2 separate regions of the Homo sapiens genome follow, and region 2 is linked to region 1. Evidence: chromatin loops called from intact Hi-C (ENCODE). Cell type or tissue: MCF 10A. All regions are shown on one strand. Each heading gives the region's core, and the rest is flanking DNA. Links, peaks and the distances in the headings are about the cores only.

Evidence for each region. Peaks named below come from ENCODE experiments on the same cell type or tissue, not always from the same donor. Only the 100,000 strongest peaks of a DNase experiment are listed, where the experiment ranks them.
Region 2: a loop joins it to region 1, with 29 times the contacts of the local background. A loop is called at or near these places in 4 of 110 quality-filtered maps.

Annotation. Positions count from the first base shown.
Region 1 is chr7:108,591,488-108,602,025 of GRCh38, forward strand. LOC105375448 (a long non-coding RNA gene) reads left to right here and starts at 6,887. Exons shown (of 4, transcript NR_187939.1): 1 at 6,887-6,938; 2 at 9,946-10,091. RefSeq lists an enhancer at 1,968-2,609. In MCF 10A, for the core only: a CTCF peak has its summit at 5,314; no DNase peak of the experiment used is centred there.
Region 2 is chr7:108,177,399-108,185,398 of GRCh38, forward strand. NRCAM (neuronal cell adhesion molecule) reads right to left here. Exons shown (of 33, transcript NM_001037132.4): 21 at 7,019-7,216; 22 at 6,843-6,913; 23 at 5,297-5,522; 24 at 4,424-4,539; 25 at 2,825-3,029; 26 at 592-714. Among named protein-coding and RNA genes, the nearest start is that of LAMB4, 51 kb to the left of the region's middle. RefSeq lists an enhancer at 3,871-4,663. In MCF 10A, for the core only: a CTCF peak has its summit at 3,829; a DNase peak (open chromatin) is centred at 3,843.

The DNA.
Region 1 (10,538 bases), core at 1,418-9,417:
GCCTCAAGTGATCCATCCATCTTGGCCTCCCAAATTGCTGGAATTACAGATGTGAGCAACCACTTCTAGCCTGAATATCATGTCTTTACAACTGTGTCTGTCTTTTTTTTCTGGAGAATTTCTGCTACTTGAAGTTTATGCACTTCTCCCATTTGATGTTATTCTCAGCAGCAATAACACTACTTCATCTGTGTTAATTGTCACTAAACTTTGGTGATCTCTTTTTCAACTTGCTTCCACTGTGAGCAGAACTCAATTAACTACAAAACTTGTCTCTTCTCCTATTATTGACCACCCCTCCTACTTGCATTAATGTCTTTAGGCTCAAAGTCTCCTCATCCCTCTTTCCATTCTCATTTCTGAGGACGTTCTGTTGTCTTGCTATCTTAAAGGCACAGAACATCATAAAAGATTATGAATTTATTCTCTATTATGGCTATATCCAAACTTCTTACTCTCTAAACTCTGTTGTTGCAGTTTGTTTAAAGCTTTCTTTTTATTACGCTCTCTGACTTTACTTTCTTCCTACTACTTTTCCACTGAATTATAAGCACCACATTATTAAAAATGATTATCATTTTGTTATTGACGGCCTAAAGCTTTTAATTAGAAGTTGATTTGTAACAGTTTATATAGTTGCTGCTGCATAATAAAAATGCAGAAACATTACATTCAATTTCATTTCAGAAAGAAGCATACTGCTAATTGGCTAGAAAGCTCTTGTATTGGTGGTATGCAGTCACATATTTGCCAAAGTCTCTTTTATTTTTCCATTTACTTTGAGTAGTGATGGGAAACTGTAGACTAAAGTCTCAGATACTTAATTTTATTTGTTGACTGCGACTGGGTGGTCGGTTGCTGTTTTTCACTTATCTTGAAGTATTTTCTATAATAAACTACCATGTAAAGAGTAACTTTGCAGTCTTAGTGCTATTATGTCTTATAAAAATCACTTGGTATATATTGTCCTAATTGCAGTTTAAGATGCAGCATTTGTTTTAATCAGCTGGATTAAAAAATATGTTGCCCAAGGGTGAAAACTTTTTTTCAAAATTGTCAGCTTCTTTATTTTTTTCACTATTACTAGGAAAGAGGATAAAATCATCCTTATTGTATTTGAGTTACTGCCTGAGGGACAGGGTTTTTTTCATTTAATTTCACTGATGTATTAGCATTTGTGACACAGCAGAAGCTGGAACATTACAAATGTCTGTAATTGTTTGCATTGCTGTAGGGAATATAATGTTGTTAATATCTATTACTGGACTAAACGAATGAATTAAGTAGCCAGAAACAAATATGATTGTCAAGCATGATTTAATTGGTGTATAGCTTTGGAACAGCTGCCAAATTTAATATGGAGGGTGGAGGAGGGTTTCACATTTGCAAATACCAATGTTAGACACCTCTGGTTCCCCACTAGATGGGGGCCGTGCTTTGCTGTAAAGCTGTGTACAGCCTGGATGCTGCAGTGTGGTTTAAAATGATCTACAGATTTTTTCTTTTCCTTCGATGTTCTGTTGCTGTCTTTCTATTGTTAGCTATTATCTGTGCCTCATGCATGCTTTTGCCCTTTGGAGTGGGCCATAAAAGAGAGGATTAAATCAGAAGGAGGGACCAGAGGGTAGAATGAGTGCCAACCTAAGTTCCACTGTGGAAAGGCTGAGATTTTCCTTTTATTTTCCTCACTGGTTTCCTCTGCCTTGCTTTTGGGTGTACGGTTGTGCCTGGTTGCCTGGGACCTGTCTTCCTTGGGTGCACCTGGTATATTTTGAAATATACCTTTTCAGTGTCCTGTTTCCTCGTATAGATTTGGATTCCTATTTGGGTTCATCAAATACTGTACTCATTGGGCAGCTTTTATGTATTAGGTACAGTGCCAAGCATTTTCACATCAGCCATCTCATTCTCACAATTCTGTGGAGCAGAGGTTATGATCCATTTTTCAGCCAGGTGGCAGTTAGCTATTCTGGAAAGGTAATATGCTAAGCATGTCTTCTAAATTGGCATGCTTGTGAACATTTCCACAATATTTCAATATTGTGGCCCAATAAATTCAGAGTATGTGGGGACAGACATTATTAAAAAGGCCTATTTGTTGTAGGACTTCCCTGATTCTTTAACAGTGACTTCTGGCCATTGAAAATCCTCACCCTGTCAAAATCCCATTAATGATATTTCTACTACTTTGGATGCAAAACTCTTCCTTACATGTCTGTGGTGTCTACGGATGTCCTAATTTAGAACAAACATTCTTCTGCAAGATCAAATGTTCCCATTAAAAATGCTACTCAGAATACTGCTAGTTCTAGCCAGCATCTTCACAGCACTTATGGGAAAGAAAGAGATCAGCAGGGAGCCAAATCCCCAGAACAGCAGGTGAATTGTCAATCTTCTTGGCAGGAGGTAGGATGGAAGCAACCAATGATGGCATCTTTATTGTGTCACTTTTATTTTTCTTTCTTTCTCTCTTTCTTTCTTTCTTTCTTTCTTTCTTTCTTTCTTTCTTTCTTTCTTTCTTTCTTTCTTTCCTTTTCTTTCTTTCCCTTCTTTCTTTCTTTCTTTCCTTTTCTTTCTTTCCCTTCTTTCTTTCTTTCTCTCCTTCCTTCCTTCCTTCCTTTCTCTCTCTCTTTCTTTCTTTTTTTTTGAGACTGAGTCTCATTCTCTTGCCCAGGCTGGAGTGCAATGATGTAATCTTGGCTCACTGCATCCTTCGCCTCCCGGGTTCAAGAGATTCTCCTGCTTCAGCCTCCTGAGTAGCTGGGATTACAGGCACACATCACCATGCCCAGCTTTTTTTTTTTTTTTTTGTATTTTTATAGAGACGGGGTTTCACCGTGTTGGCCAGGCTGGTCTTGAACTCCTGACCTCAGGTGATCTGCCTGCCTCAGCCTCCCAAAGTGCTGGGATTACAGGCATGAGTCACTGTGCCCGGCCTTGTGTCACTTTTCATAGCATATATATTAGGAGGTCAGTATCTTCTGCTACTTCATCAGGTTTAATGACTGGCATTACCTGGAAAGTTCTTCTCCTCTAATGTCAATTCCTAGATTACGGATTATGGCTTTCAGTTGTCCCAGGTTGTCCTGAATCTAATGGCTATATTTATTGGAAATCATGGATATTAACATATACTTTCTCATCTAAGGGCTGAATTGTGTGAGCTATTAAACAATCATGTTTCAGTAAATCAAATACTCCATTTCACATTGAGGCTTATCGATACGAGGAAAATAAAACTGTGAGTTTTCAAATTCTCCAAGGACAAGGATCTTTGGAACTCTGCCCCTAGAAATGCTGGAGTCATCTTCAGATAAGACCTAACATCAGTACCCTCACTGACTGCCTGACTTGATGCTGGGCTTAGCTCACAGGCTCTTTTCCTTTCTCTTGGTTATTTTCTTTTTCTTTTTCTTTTCTTTCTCTCTCTCTTTCTTTCTCTTTTCTTTTGTCTTTCTTCTTTCTTTTCTTTCTTTCTCTTTCCCTCCCTCCCTCCCTCCCTCCCTCCCTTCCTTCCTTCCTTCCTCCCTCCCTCTCTGCCTCTCTCTCTCTTTCTCTTTCTTTCTTTCTTTCTCTCTTTCTCTTTTTCTCTTTCTTTCTCTTTTTTTGTTTTTAAATCAAGGGGCCTTTCGGCCTTCTTTGCCCCTTAAGTTTGGTCGGTACCAATGCAGTTCACAGATTTCAGTGGTGAATCTTGATATAAAGTATTGGAGTTTTGATCCTTTCTTTCTTTCTTTTTTTTTTTTTTTTTGAGTCTCACTCTGTCACCCAGGCTGGAGTGCAGTGGCATGATCTCAGCTCACTGCAACCTCCGCCTCCTGGGTTCAAGCGATTCTCCTGCCTCAGCCTCACGAGTAGCTGGGACTACAGGCGCCCACCACCACGCCCGGCTAATTTTTGTATTTTTTAGTAGAGACGGGGTTTCACCATGTTGGCCAGGCCGGTCTTGATCTCCTGACCTTGCGATCCACCCGCCTCGGCCTCCCAAAGTGCTGGGATTACAGGCGTGAGCCACTGCGCCCGGCCTTGATCCTTTCTTTCTTAGAAGGCCTCTGAACTACTTGTGCAAATTTGTTCACATCCTTCAGGACACTTCAGAAGTCTCTCTTTGCCACAACCCCCATCATATACATGTATATTATTTATTATATTTCTGCATCATTGGACATCTTATTATCAAAAGCCCCAAACAAGCAAAAACAACTTCTTGTAACAGGATACTAAATGCAACACTTCTTGTTGTGTCAGAGGAAGGCCGAGGCCACAGGCTGGGAGCAATACGGCGATGTCAAGTAGTCTCGCAGTCTAAAGCAATGGACCAGACATGCAAAGACATGTGACCTCTGGTTCTGCCGCCATTGTTCCAATGCCCACCTCAGGTCTACAGAAGAGAAGCAAGGAAGATGCAGAGTGAGGATGACTTTGTAGACACTTAACCTGGCTCTGTTGTCCCTACCCAACATGCACTTCAGGAAAACTGAAATCTGACCGCTGTTGAAAGATCTCATGGGAGAGGGTATGGCTAGAGCTGCCCCAGAACTTCGGGGAAGGAGACAGGACTGTGCTGGGGATGGCCTCTTCTTCCAGGGTTTGGGGAGCAGGGGTGAATCAGTATTTGGCTAGGTATGGATACTGTGGAAGGCAACTGGACTGGGTTGCCTTGAGAGGGTCTTCATCCTAGAGGAATGCTTTCCAGGTCAAAGTGACCCCAACATAAGAGGAGAATACTGGGAACTAGGGGGCTGAGCAGGAAGTCCAACAGCACCTGCTGGAGGAGTCCCCCAGCATCAAAGGAACTACAGAGAAGAGATCCTTTGAGTCATGGGGAGTGGTCTCTAAAGATACTACTGAAGTCCTACACAAGAGTTCTCTTGGGCCATTTTCTCAGCCCAGTGGGCCCCAAAGCAAGATTACAACTGTACCCAGGTGTAAAACCTTTTGGGACCTTCTCGCTCCTCCTTCTTCTCTCACTGTGGCTCCATCCAGAGGTCCCAGAGTGTCATACTAAGTATAGCAAGGATGAGAAAGAAGTGGGATGTTCTGCACTTCTCCACTGCAGGATTTTTGGCCTGAGGAAGGAAGAAGAGAGTAAAACTGGATAAAAGACTAAAGTGTTAGTAGTAAATTTGGTCAGATATTTTATTGCCTAAAATGCTCAGAGGGCTTTAAATTACCTGAGACTGACCTGAAAATATACAGGACCTGCTTAGGGTTTCCTTCAAGGACACAGAAGAGCAAGCTGTGAGAGCCAGCGCGAGTCACTGAGGGGAGCAGGAATGGCTGCCCTCTGCTTGCGCCCTTTGAACTTGTCAATCTGTCATAAGGAAATCACATTAATGGGATGTTTTTCTGCTACAAATAGCTTTTGTTTTCACATTTTAATTACAGGGCTAGATTTTTCTTGATTTCTAAATTATTCGAAGACCTGGGCAAAAAGGAAAATGAAAAGTAATGTTGTTTCAAAAGATGTCCTTGAAATTCCAAGCAGCCTGTTAGTTGGGAGAGGTGGGGTAGAAAGGAGAGACCATGTATGTTTGTCCCCATATTTCCCACGACATGACCAAACTGGACCCATGGGTCCAGTTCGTCTAACGATGAATTCTGAACCCTGTAGATGTTTTGTTCTACTGGGAGGCACTATTCAGGAGGCATTGACTGTTAGGAAGTAGCTGAGGCTGGTCTGATTTACTCTGGCAACAATGTCCTAAGGAAAATCTCCGGGAGGTACTGGGTCTGTCTACTACCTTTACTGCAGTCCTGGTATCATGGGTGAGTGCAGATGTCCGAACTCATCAAACTGCACTCATTCAGCTGTACACACATGTACAGTTCTTTGTATATCTATATCTCAAACACCTGCTGGTGGGCAAAGTGAGTAAATCCAGGGCCTGGGAGTGAATTTAAAACATTTTGCATAGATTTATTCTTTCCACACTTTTCAGAAATCAGAATGATAAGATTTAGAAAGAATTACAGAGATAGACTTTCACAACTCAGTTTACCAACTGTCTTTTTTTTAATCAGAATGGTTCCTCCCCGCATTTTTAACGTATAGCTAGTTTTGAAGTCAGAAGGAAGAGTACTAAGATTTGCAACTTAAAAGAAATGTTCATAGTTTCTTTCTATCTTGTCCAACTCTTTCTTCCTTGGAGTTTCCCTTGGAAAACACAGCAGTACATAGTTGCCACCTCCTGTTTCCCCAGCTTTCTCAGTAGTGGAAATTAATTCTAATTTAGCTCTTTTAATGAACTTACTAATTTGTTCAGAAAATGTGTTCATAAACTTCTACAACCATGGACTACCCTTAAGCAATTAAACATGTAAAAAATGAACATTTTTCTGGCCTATAATGACTGAATAAAGTAGCTCAGGGCCTAAGGGGAAAGGGAGGCTCCCCTAGCCAGCACTAACTAGCAATATTAATTGATAATCCTTAGCAGTTATCCTTAATTAAACCTCATAACACTCTTGTGGGGAAGATGTCTTTTTTTGTTGTTGTTGTTCAGATGAGGAAACTATCCAAAAGAAGCAAAATGGTAAAGTACCTGCTTAAGCCTTTGGCTTTTTGGTCATGTCGCAGGAAGTATGGGGACAAATATACATGGTCTCTCCCTTTTACCCCTTCTTCTCCCAACTAAAAGGCTGCTTGGAATTTCAAGGACATTTTTTGATACAACTTTACTTTTTATTTTCCTTTTTGCATAGGTCTTTGAAGAATTTAGAAATCAAGAAAAATCTAGCCCTGTAATTAAAATGTGAAAACAAAAGCTATTTGTAGAGAAAAACATCCCATTAATGTGATTTCCTAGTGACAGATTGACAAGTTCAAAGCAGTAATGCATGTTGCCATGGGCACCAGATTCTGTTTGCTCGGCTGGCTCATTTTACTTAGCTGCTGAAGAAGGAGAGTCGCATTCAGCCAGGGATCACTGAGCATTGTAAGAATAGATTTGTAATTTTTATGTAATACCCTCTCTTTATAAATCTATACAGATAACAACTGTGAACAGCTTATAGTCACTTTAGGGGCAGAGTTTTCAGAATCTCTTAGGAATATAGATTGCAAAAGTAGGGGTGGGGGCAGGGAGTGCTTTTTCTCCCTTCTCAAGCATCTCATCCATAAGAGGCTGTAAATAAATATTTGTAAAAAAGATGGGGGATGGATGAATGGTAACTCATTGTCATGTGCTCGCTACCTGAATTAAACTTTGGATTTGTGGCGGCAGGGGGTGCGGGGTGTTGGGACAGAAATTGTGATGAAGCAAAGAAAAGGCAGGGGAAAGAGAAGAATATCAGAGAAGGAAGCAAACATTCTGGAGTGGCTTATAATCATTCAGACACAGGGACACAGAATTAAATCTGCCTGTGTGCAGAGGAAGAGGGAGAGAGGGCAAGAATGAGTGAAACAGATGGAAACCCTAAGACCACTGGAGTCAAATACACAAAAGCAGTTATGCTGATGATGTTCTGGTGTCAACTCTCATCCCTCTTCCTTCATTAGGTGCTTAGAGCACCTAACAGGGAGTAAGAAATGGGGGAAAAACTTGCCCTATCTGCAGGTACAGGATTGGTTCCTTGGCGTTGAACCAAAGAATGAAGTTTTGCTTCATTTGTTTCAGGTTATCGGGGCCAGGTGACTTTCGCTTTGAATTATGCATTTTTCCTTCCCTGACAAATGAAGCCTCCTGCCAATGCCTTCAAATCAGGAAAGGCTCCTGCTTCTCGCATTCAGCAGCAGGCATTTCACAATTTAAAATGATGGGTCCAGAATTGCAGTGAAAGTGGCAATATTTCATAGTGATTTTCTCCCTTCCTTCTCACTCCTACCCCCATGTTCAGTGTTGTCTAAGCAAATTCTGGCAGTGTCTTTTGTATCTGCATGATGCTTAAGTAAGCAAAAGACGGGGGAAAGCAAATGTCTTCCAAATCTTCATTTATCATAAACACAAATTGTAGCTTCAGCTCTTTTGCTTGATGCAAATAAGCTGACAGATGTGTATCATTGGCAGCAAATCTTATAACTGACATGGCCCCAACTGCCGCTAAACATATGTCTATATTTTTGCTGGGAAGGGATAAGATTGGGAAGGAAAATTAATTGGTGTTAATGCTCCCTGACCTCTTGGCTCCACTTCCTCCTTCTCTGCTTCATTCCTTCCACGCACCTTTTCAGAGCTCCAGTCCCCAGAGGGCTAATGGCTTGGCTGTTCCCAGGGTTCAGGGTACCCCTCCTCAGTTTACCTGAATTTCAGGCTATTCATTCTTCCTCTCCTTCATGCATTTCCTTCTCAACTCCCCCAACCACCAACTGCCACCAGTTACTCATCTTTTTCAGTTATTCTCTGGCCTTTGTAGGTAAATGATTGATAATGATTTCTGAGAGTCTGCTAATTCACAAGTATTAATAGAAAATAATAAAATCGAGCATTGTTCTTCAAACATTCCCACTGCAATCCTCTAATGATAGAAAAAAGTGAATGAGTATCTCTAACGGGGCTCAGAGAGGTAGGATGGAAGGTGTATTAGTCAGTTCTCATGCTGCTTATAAAGAAATACCCGAGACTGGGTGATTTATAAAGAAAAGAGATTTAATTGACTCACAGTTCTGCATGGCTTGGGAGGTCTTAGGAAACTTACAATAACGGCGGAAGGCACCTCTTCACAGGGTGGCAGGAGAGAGAATGGGTGCAAGCAGGGGAAATGCCAGAAGCTTATAAAACCATCAGGTCTCGTGAGACTCACTTAATATCACAAGAACAGCAAAGGGGAAACTGCCGCCATGATCCAATTACCTCCACCTGGTCCTGTCCTTGACATGTGAGGATTATGGGTATTATAATTCAAGATGAGATTTTGGGTGGGGACACAGCCAACATCTGACACAGCCATATCAGGAGGTAAGAGAGTAAGTCTGGGGGAAAGAAGCCTTGGGAGAAGGAAGTCTTGAGGGAAAGTTCTTAAAATCTGTTTTAAATTGCCTACCCTTTAAATTACTTGGCCTCACCCTTCTAAAATTTCTAGCAAAATTCACGTTGTAGAAAGACATGCCTTATTCATCCTGTGCTTTTTCAACACACCTGGAACACTGCTGTGTACTTCTGAAGGTGGGCAGAGGTAAACCTTTAATTCAAACAAATAAATCTCCATTTATTATTGATCTTAGCCTTTAACAACTTTTATTAGTATGTTTATATCACAAAGGTAATATTTGCTTTTTTTCTTCAAATAACACCAAAGAGTGCCAAGAAAAATGTTCTGTCTTCTTAATCCCATTCTTTCAGAGATAATCACTAATAATAATTAGCTAGTTATTCTCTCAGACTTTGAAAAATGCATATCATTATATGGTCTATAATTTATTCTAAAATACTTAAGTATCTGTATTTCAGCTTTAATCAATACCTTAGGGCTGATTAGTTAACCTTTGACATGCCCTAGTCAAGGCAAATACTCCAGAGATGATTAGTTACCAATAAAAAACTAATTAGAAGGCCACACTCTAGAAGAACCTAGAACACACTGCAAGCTTTCCAGTTATTTTTAAAATTTATTTAGTATAATGGATATTAGAGATATTTTTTCCTTAGTAAAATTACTAGAGATTAAGATGTGTGAATTGGCTAGAAATATTATATAGGTACTCCTGTCCTTGGTGAATAGGGAACAAGAGTCTAGTTAAGTCCAATTCTATACACTTTGCATGGCATGTTAGGTCTAAGAGTCCATTCTGTCCTCTGTGCATTTAAAAGGGAGAATTTTATCATTTACTTCCAACTAGGTTTACTGAGTACTGTAGGTAGACTATTGTCACATCTGCCTCTGATAAACCTTTAATACAAGGTCAGTTGGAGTGTCTAAAGGAACAGAGAACTGGCACTTGGTCTTACAAGGGGAGATGGTGACTATGTTTGTGCCTGCCTGCTAATAAAATTTTTGTTCCCTCAGCAAAAGTCCATCTGAGACCTGCTTTCATTGCACTGCCTCGTGAGGAGCTGTAGGAGAAGATATCATAACTATTCCCCACTTCTAATTGTTAGAAGCAACAGCTGTCTATCAAGAACAATCTGAGGATTGTGCACAAATTGATTTGGGTCAGTTTCAAACATATGTATAGTAAGATGAATAAATAATAAACAGACATGAAAATATATACTCCTTTAAAAAACAACAAAAATGGGATTATACAATATATACGGTCTGCTCAAAATCTGTTGTGGGGTAAATCTCTAATTCTGGGAATTTTGGGTACCTGCAGGATACTGGTGGAAGTGATTTTTGGGTAAGATGGACTTTTATAAAATTTCAAATTTCTATCATCCAAGTGAATGTTTGTTCTGCTGATGGGTTGAATCATCTCTTCACAGTTGGCCAGGCATTTAATTTTTTTTTTTTTTTTTGAGATGGCGTCTTACTCGGTTGCCCAGGCTGGAGTGCAGTGGCACAAACTCGGTTCACTGCAACCTCCACCTCCTGGGTTTAGGTGATTCCCCTGCCTCAGCCTCCCGAGTAGCTGGGATTACAGGCACAATAACCACACC
Region 2 (8,000 bases), core at 1-8,000, 420 kb before region 1:
AGATCACGAGGTCAGGAGATCAAGACCATCCTGGCTAACATGGTGAAACCCCGTCTCTACTAAAAATACAAAAAATTTGCCGGGCATGGTGGTGGGCGTCTGTAGTCCCAGCTACTCGGGAGGCTGACGGAGGAGAATGGTGTGAACTCGGGAGATGGAGCTTGCAGTGAGCCAAGATCTCACCACTGCACTCCAGCCTGGGTGACAGAGCGAGACTCCATCTCAAATATATATATATATATATATATATATATATATATATGTATATACGTGTATATATATACGTGTATATATATATACACGTATATATATATATACGTGTGTATATATATATATGATACAAAATGATAGCTAGATACAAAGACTAAGTTCTGGTGTTCCTTACACAGCTAGAGGGAGGATATTAAATGTTTCCAACACAAATAAATGATAAATATTTGAGAAGATGAATATGCGAATTCCCCTGATCTGATCACTATATGTATCGAAACATCACTACGTACCCCATGAGGAGGTATAATTATTTGTCAATTAAAATAATAAATAAAATAAAAAAACATATTTCCCCTTCTCTTCCTCCCAACAGCTTACTTGGCTGATACTTTAAGGTGTACTCTGTCAAAATGCCATTCGGGTGGCTCGGTGGATCCCATTCCAAAGTGAGAGAGTCCAGTGTTGGATTCACAATCTTCAAAGACGAGGGAGCACTGGGGACTTACAGTGAGAACTTACAGTCAACACAAAGATTTCTGAATGTTTCAACATGTATTAAATTGACATTTCACCGTGCTCGCACGATTCAAGGTTTTGAGTTTCAGTAACTCATTCCTGATTCAGCTGAAAATACATTAGTACAAACCTGTGACAGGCACCCATTTAGTTATTCTCTTCCTTTTTCTCTCTTGTCATTTACATTTATATTTAATAAAACCATCCTCTCAAAACACATAATGACTTTGCCTTTAGATGGACTCAAACCTAATATTTTAAAAAGAGGCAGTACTTGTTTGACGCATGAATGGTGTCTTAATAGAAGCAAACTAGCTACCAAGTGAAACTATTCTAACTGGATCTGAGTGGAAGCAGCTGTGTTCTGGACCATTAAGGACTGTTTTCTCTAACAAACCAGGTGTCTCCAAACAGTCAGAATGCCCTGCCTGCTGGGCTTTGGGCCAGCATGCCCAGGTGCAGAAACGTTCTTATCCTGAGAGCTGACAGCTGCCCAGGATCTGGTGGTGAATGGACAAAAGCCCAACCTTGGCACACCCCCAGCCCTGGGGAAGGCCCGAGGGGTCTCAGGTTCTCTGTGGCAGAGGCTGGCAAATCACCAGAGGAAACATGTCTGCTCATCTTTTATTCACTTCCTCATGAGGATGATGGCTGGTGGCAGCTCTCTCTCACAATGGTTACCTCCCCTACCACTGCCCCTGGAAACTAACTAATGGAACCACTCTCCCTATTGTCACTCTAGCCAAAAACCAGAGTCAACCTGAACTTCCCTATCTGCCTCATTTCCACCCTCTCCTCAGACACTAACTCCACTTCCTTAATCTAAATCATATCCATTTCTTCCTATCCCCATCTTCTTTGTCATTTCCCTGCTTTAGGCCCCTAGATGTCTTTGTCTGGTCCTAAAACCATGCCTGGCACATAGTTCTAGGCTTCTAAGCTTCCCCAACCCAATAAGTGGTTCTTTACTTTAGGGGATCACAGACCCTTTTGAGAATCTGATGACAGCCATAAACACTCCCTGGAAAAATATACATTTATCTTGCATACAATTTTAGGAGGCTCATGGAGCTCATTAAACCCATTCATTGTCTCCCTAAGGGACTACAGTCCCCAGCTTGTGAAAACATCGAGGAGGAAGAGCCCTGACTCTCTAAGGGACAGTGAGATTGACGACAAAAACTTACAATGAGATGGGAGCTGGGATGCAGGGTGGTTCTCAGAGGCTGCTGGGCAGCTGCCTGCATCATGAATCTTTCAATCAGCAGCCAGGGTGGGGTCCATCTTCTGTGAACTTCTTTTATCAAAAAGAGCTAAGCAAGCTACAGAAGCTATCTGGCCATTGTCATAGTGGCATATTGTTGCAAAATTTAAAATAGGTAAAACCCATTTTATTTCCTTTTCAAATCCTCATCCTTTTTACTACATGGGCCCCTCTTTCCCTCACCCACAAGGCTCCCTTGTCCCTGTGTCCAAATTCCTTCTCCCCTGACTCCTGGATCAATATATATTTGGTCCTTCCTTACTCTCTCCCTTGCAGTTGCCCATATCTGCAATGACTTTTCCCTCCTCTTCCCAATCCACTTGGTCAAGACTTGCAACCTTCTAACTCGGTTCAACTTTCTAATAAATTAGAAAAGAGCACTAAGAAAGAAACTATAGAAGTAAACTATAACTTATAGAAATATTTTCCTTTCCAGGTGTTTTTGTTAGGTTATCTAATTTGGTTCTCATGCTTTTCAGATGAGGCTACTGACATTCAGAGAAGTTATGGAACCTCTTTCAGGTCAGAAAGTTAATGATCCAAATAAATGTCAAAGTAACAAGGTTTCAGACAGTGTGTGTGGAGAAAAATTTTAAGTCACGGGAGAGGGCATTTCAGAGCAGCATTTTGGGTTCTGAAGCCTTCTATGTACACTTAGGCCCACATATGATCTGACATTTTGGTAGCTTTGTGTGTGCTGTATTCATCTATAGAAATTTCAATCACATTTGGCTTCCAGAATATACTTTGATCAGTAGCCCTTCTGTCAGGCAAAACCTCTCAGGCCATGCCATATGTTCCTGAGATCTTAGAGACACGTCCATTCCATACCTCCTTCTGGAGTATTAAAGACTCTGTCAGGGCTGGCTGGGCCCTCCCCTTTCCCATTGACCACTCGGACATTCAGTGTGTAGTGGCTAAAGGGCTCTAGCCCCGGCAACATGCCATGAGTCTTGCTGCCTTGGAAGGTGAGGATCTTTTTCTCAATGTGACGTCTGTTTCTTTTAGATGAACTCTGGGTCTTCCAATAGTAAATCTGAAACAGCAAGAACGAAAGTCAGGAATGCAGAAAGGAGCAAACAAGATTCCTTATGCTCACAAAATTGAAACTGTTGTTTTTCCAGAAAATTCCGTTGGTATATTTTAGAAGAAAATTACTAGCAAAACTGATGGATATTGATTCTGAGGCAAGAGGAATAGAAGCCCATAGATCATGAGGGAAATTAAATTACAGCCACATGACAAAGCTGGGCTACACTACTTTGTCGTAGGAGTCTAAGGAAAATGAAAACAGCACGAGACCCATGTGGTTTTCTCTAGAACATGAGGCAAATGGAGGACAATAGGATTTAAGTCTTTTACTTGTATAAAATATTCTAAAAATAAAAATTACTGCCCAATGTTTACATATTTTTCCAGAATTAATACATGTTCACGTACAACCTATCATGTAGTGATTGTAAACACCACAGTGAGGCTTTTATTACTGTTATTCATATGGTGCAGATGAACGTGTGGGCTACTAAGTGACTTTCACAGCCACAGAGGTATCAAGAGCCACAGGGGATCCTCCACTGAAAGTCTAGAATTTTTCCACTAAATCAAACTGTATCACTTAGTTTAAAATACTTTTTTTTGTATTCGATTGCAGGCACAGGTTTTGGAGAGATGGATAAGAAAGTACTGATTAATTTTGGTCACAAATCCAGAATTGTTGTTTACTAAGTCTTCTTAAATTCTTATGAATTTAAAGGCATTTTCAGGAGAAGTCAACATTTACATGGAATCTGGCAATGCTAGGGGGAAAAAAAAAAAGTTGAATGTGATGTAGTACAAAAAGTGACCTCTAGGGGTCAGGCTTAACAAATCAAAGTAGTGACTGTACGCTTGGCTGCCTATCAGTAAAAAATATGAAATCAGTGCCTCTCAAGAACAAAGATAATGGATATTTATCTTTCAGTACTTCTCAAGAACAAAGATAATGGATATTTATAAGAATGACCTAGCTAAGAGTATATGGTCTTAAAGTATATTCTGAATTATTTTAAAAATGCCTAAATGATTATCAGGATAATTTTGTGTGTTCAACACATGTGGTCCATATTGCTTTAAAGCTAGCTAGAGTTGGTAATATTCTAGGTCTTTAAAAAATTAATTTTCCCCATTTTGTATACATACTTAGTTGGTAGAATGTTAGATCATCAGTGGGAAAAATGGAGAAAACTTTTTTTTTTTTTAATTTTGGATGCAGTGAGATTTCAAGTCAACTCTGGCAGTGGCTACCTGAGGCAATGAGCGAAATGAACTCTTCAGTCCACAAGTTCACAAAGCAATGAAACAAATAAGCCCCACCTCCTGTGGTATGCATGACAAGTGGCATTCGCTGCAGCCCTTACTAAATAAAGCCACAAAAGGTCCCCTTTCACTTGCCCGATAGCCTTGTAGGTGTCCTCGGATGCTTTTCAGAGGTACTGGGTCCCAGTGCACCTCGGCTAAGGTACTGTTCACCACATTCACACGCACGTTCCCAGGAGCCACCATTGGGACTAGGAAAAGGACAGGGAAGTGGTAGAAGTATCAATGTTATTTTTAATTTCATCCATAAATATGACTCTCTCTAATAATTTTGGCTTGAAGCATACTGCAGACCTATTCTATGGATTATTAAGGCTTGAACACAGATTTTGGGGTATCTGTTTGACTTTGTGAGAGATTTTTTTTTTTTAAGAGATGGCATCTTGCTATGTTGCCCAGGCTAGACTCAAATTCCTTGACTCAAGGGATCCTCCCACCATCAGTGAGTAGGAAAACACGATTTTTTAAAAAGTACAATTGACCCTTGAACAACACGGGTTTGAACTGCATGGGTCCACTTACACTTGGATTTTTTTTTCCCCCCAAAATACAGTCAGCCCTCTACATCTGCAGGTTCTGCATCTACAGCCAAAGAAGATGGAAAACACAGTATTCCTGGGTGCAAAACCCACGGACATGGAGGGCTGATATTTCATATAGGAGGGTTCCATAGGGCTATCTGTGGGACTTGAGTATTTGCAGATTTGGGTATCCAAGGCAGGGCATCCTGGAACCAATCCCCTGTGGATACCAAGGGACAACTATACTGCAATCACCTTGAACGTTCTGAACTTCTCTTTCTTACACAGCAGGCTGTTTAAATTCAGAGAAGTCGTGCAAAATAATTGCCACCTCCCTCCCTTGCAACCTGAGCAAGGAGAAATGGCCTTGGCTTGCACCTTGGTAAGTCTGTTTTGCTGGGGAAAAGTAGGAAATGGCATCACTTACGGTCTTCTCCAGAATGTCCCATGACTACAGCTGGCTCGGGGGCAAACCCCATGTCATTCAGGGCCTGAACTTTGATCAGGTATGGAACAAAGGTTGGCGTGCCTGAGACAATATATTTGGATACATTTGCCACAACCACAGATGTCCATTCATCATCACCATCTTTCTGGCGCCAGCTAACTTTGTACTGAAGGCCTGGCCCATTAGATTCGAAACCATTCAAGGGCTACAAGGAAAGCCAAATAACCAGAGCTTATAACACAAATCAACTGCACAATCTTTTACAGGAACAGCAAATTCAATTCCCAGACCTACAGAAAGTGATCATTGAAATACTAAAACACAAGCTATTAACCATTTTCTCCAGGGACCTTCTATCAATTGTGCATTTGCAATGAGATTCAAAGCTTGTTTGGGATCAACATTTCAAAGGTTGTAAACTACTATCTTGATGCAATAAATATCACATAAACCTTTCAAACTCTGGCTCTACCGTCAAGGATGGTGATTCTTTAGACATTTCGGTCACATAGAATCCTTTTTATATTCCTGTTTGTGCAATAGTACATCATTGTCCATTTTATTTGCAGATGGAAACTTAGACTGTTTTCCTCTTTATTAAAAAAAGGCTAGCCTGTCATTCTGTTGTTTCTACATGTTTGTATAAATATAAGTATGTACATATATGTATACATGTCTAAGTATGCATGTATGGCTCTAAAATAGGTTTTGAATTATGAGTAAATATATGTTAATTTTCCAAATCCAGAAAACACAGATAAGCTTTCCCCACTAAAGAAGTTGACTGCTGGGAATGGCTTGGTGCATGTCTTCCAGGTGGCTCTTTTTTTTTCTTTTTGGAGATGGAATCTTGCTCTGTCACCCAGGCTGGAGTGCAGTGGTGTAATCTCGGCGCACTGCAACCTCCGCCTCCTGGGTTCAAGCGATTCTCCTGCCTCAGCCTCCTGAGTAGCTGGGATTACAGGCATGCAGCACTACACCCGGCTAATTTTTGTATTTTTAGTAGAGACGGGGTTTCACCATGTTGGTCAGGCTGGTCTCAAACTCCTGACCTCATGATCTGCCCGCCTCGGCCTCCCAAAGTGCTGGGATTATAGGCGTGAGCTACTGGCCCCAGGTGGTTCTTTATGATAACACTAGCTAGCATTTTTTTGAGCATGTGTATATGCTAGGCACTGTTCTAGGTGCTTTATATGTATTAGCTCCTTTAATACTGTGAAATTGGTTCTATTATTACTCCCATCATACAGCTGCCTAACAGACATGTTAAACAACTGGCCTAAGATCACAGAGTTAGTGGCAGAGCTGGGATTTGCACCAAATCATTTTGACTCCAGAGCTCAAGCTTTTAGCAACTATATAATACTGCCTCTTAAGTAAAGATATATATGTATCTTTATATATATATATATATTTTTTTTCCCCAGAAATAGGTGAAATGAGATTCTAATGTAGATATTATTTTCAAACAACTTTTTTTTCACTCTAAAAAATAGCGAATAAATTTGAAGGCATCATAGCTCACCTTCCACGTAATCACCAAATTATCAGGCTCTGATCCCAGTCCTTCCACAGCTGTGGGGTTTTTATCTGGTTCTGGAAGTTAAGCAGCCACACATGTGTAAGCTTTGGCCTTTTGCGAAGAGTGGAAAACTTTTTTATTATATTTCGTACCCTAGAAGTCCCGCTTTCCCGCTTTACCTGAGGCTTTCGTCAAATACTGCTCAGACGCCTCGCTGGGCAAGCTCTTCCCAATGCTGTTCACTGCCATCACGCGGAAGGAGTAGTTCACGTAAGGAGACAGCTTCAGCTGGGCTGTGGTCTGTGTTCCAGAAACTTCAGTTTGGTGGTGCCACAGCCCTGGCTTGTGCATTGCATCTTCATATTCGATGATGAATTCTGGTCACGACACACACACACCAAACCCAAGACCGTGAATTCAGTCAACTCAGGGGTAGCTGCCAGCAATAACTAACAGGGCAACCCAACACAAGCAACCAAACATGAATTATTTTACTTTCAAGAAAAATGCCATTAAAATATTTTGATTTCAGAGTTGTCATTATCCTCAACATATAAACACACATGATAACATTTTAGTGGAAAAATGGCATCTCACTGTATTTAATTTAATTTCTCCTATTACAAAAAAAATTTGACCACCTTTTCATATATTTAAACTTTTTAGGGATATATGGATTAATTCTAAACAGTTTTAGATTTTACCAAATCTGGTATTCTTTCTCTAGCATGCTGAATTTAGTTACTTAAAACTGTTTAGAATTAATCCATATATCCCTAAAAAGTTTAAATATATGAAAAGATGATCAAATTTTTTTCATAATAGGATAAATTAAATATAGTGAGTGCCATTTTCCACTAAACATATTGGCAATAATCAAAGGTTTAACACACTTCGTTGACTATGACACAAGGAATCAAGCATTCTCTGACTTTGTAGGAAGTGTAAGTTGGGACAACTTCTATATAAGACAGTTTAGAAAATCTGTCAATATTTAAGGCGCATACTAAATTTCACTTCTGGCAATTTATTTTGAATAAATGGGCTCACACAAATGGCTCAAACACACATGAGAAATAATTTACATTGTAGTATTATTTGCAATTGAAACAACCTAATTGCAAACAACCTAAACATCCATCAACAGGACACTGACTAAAC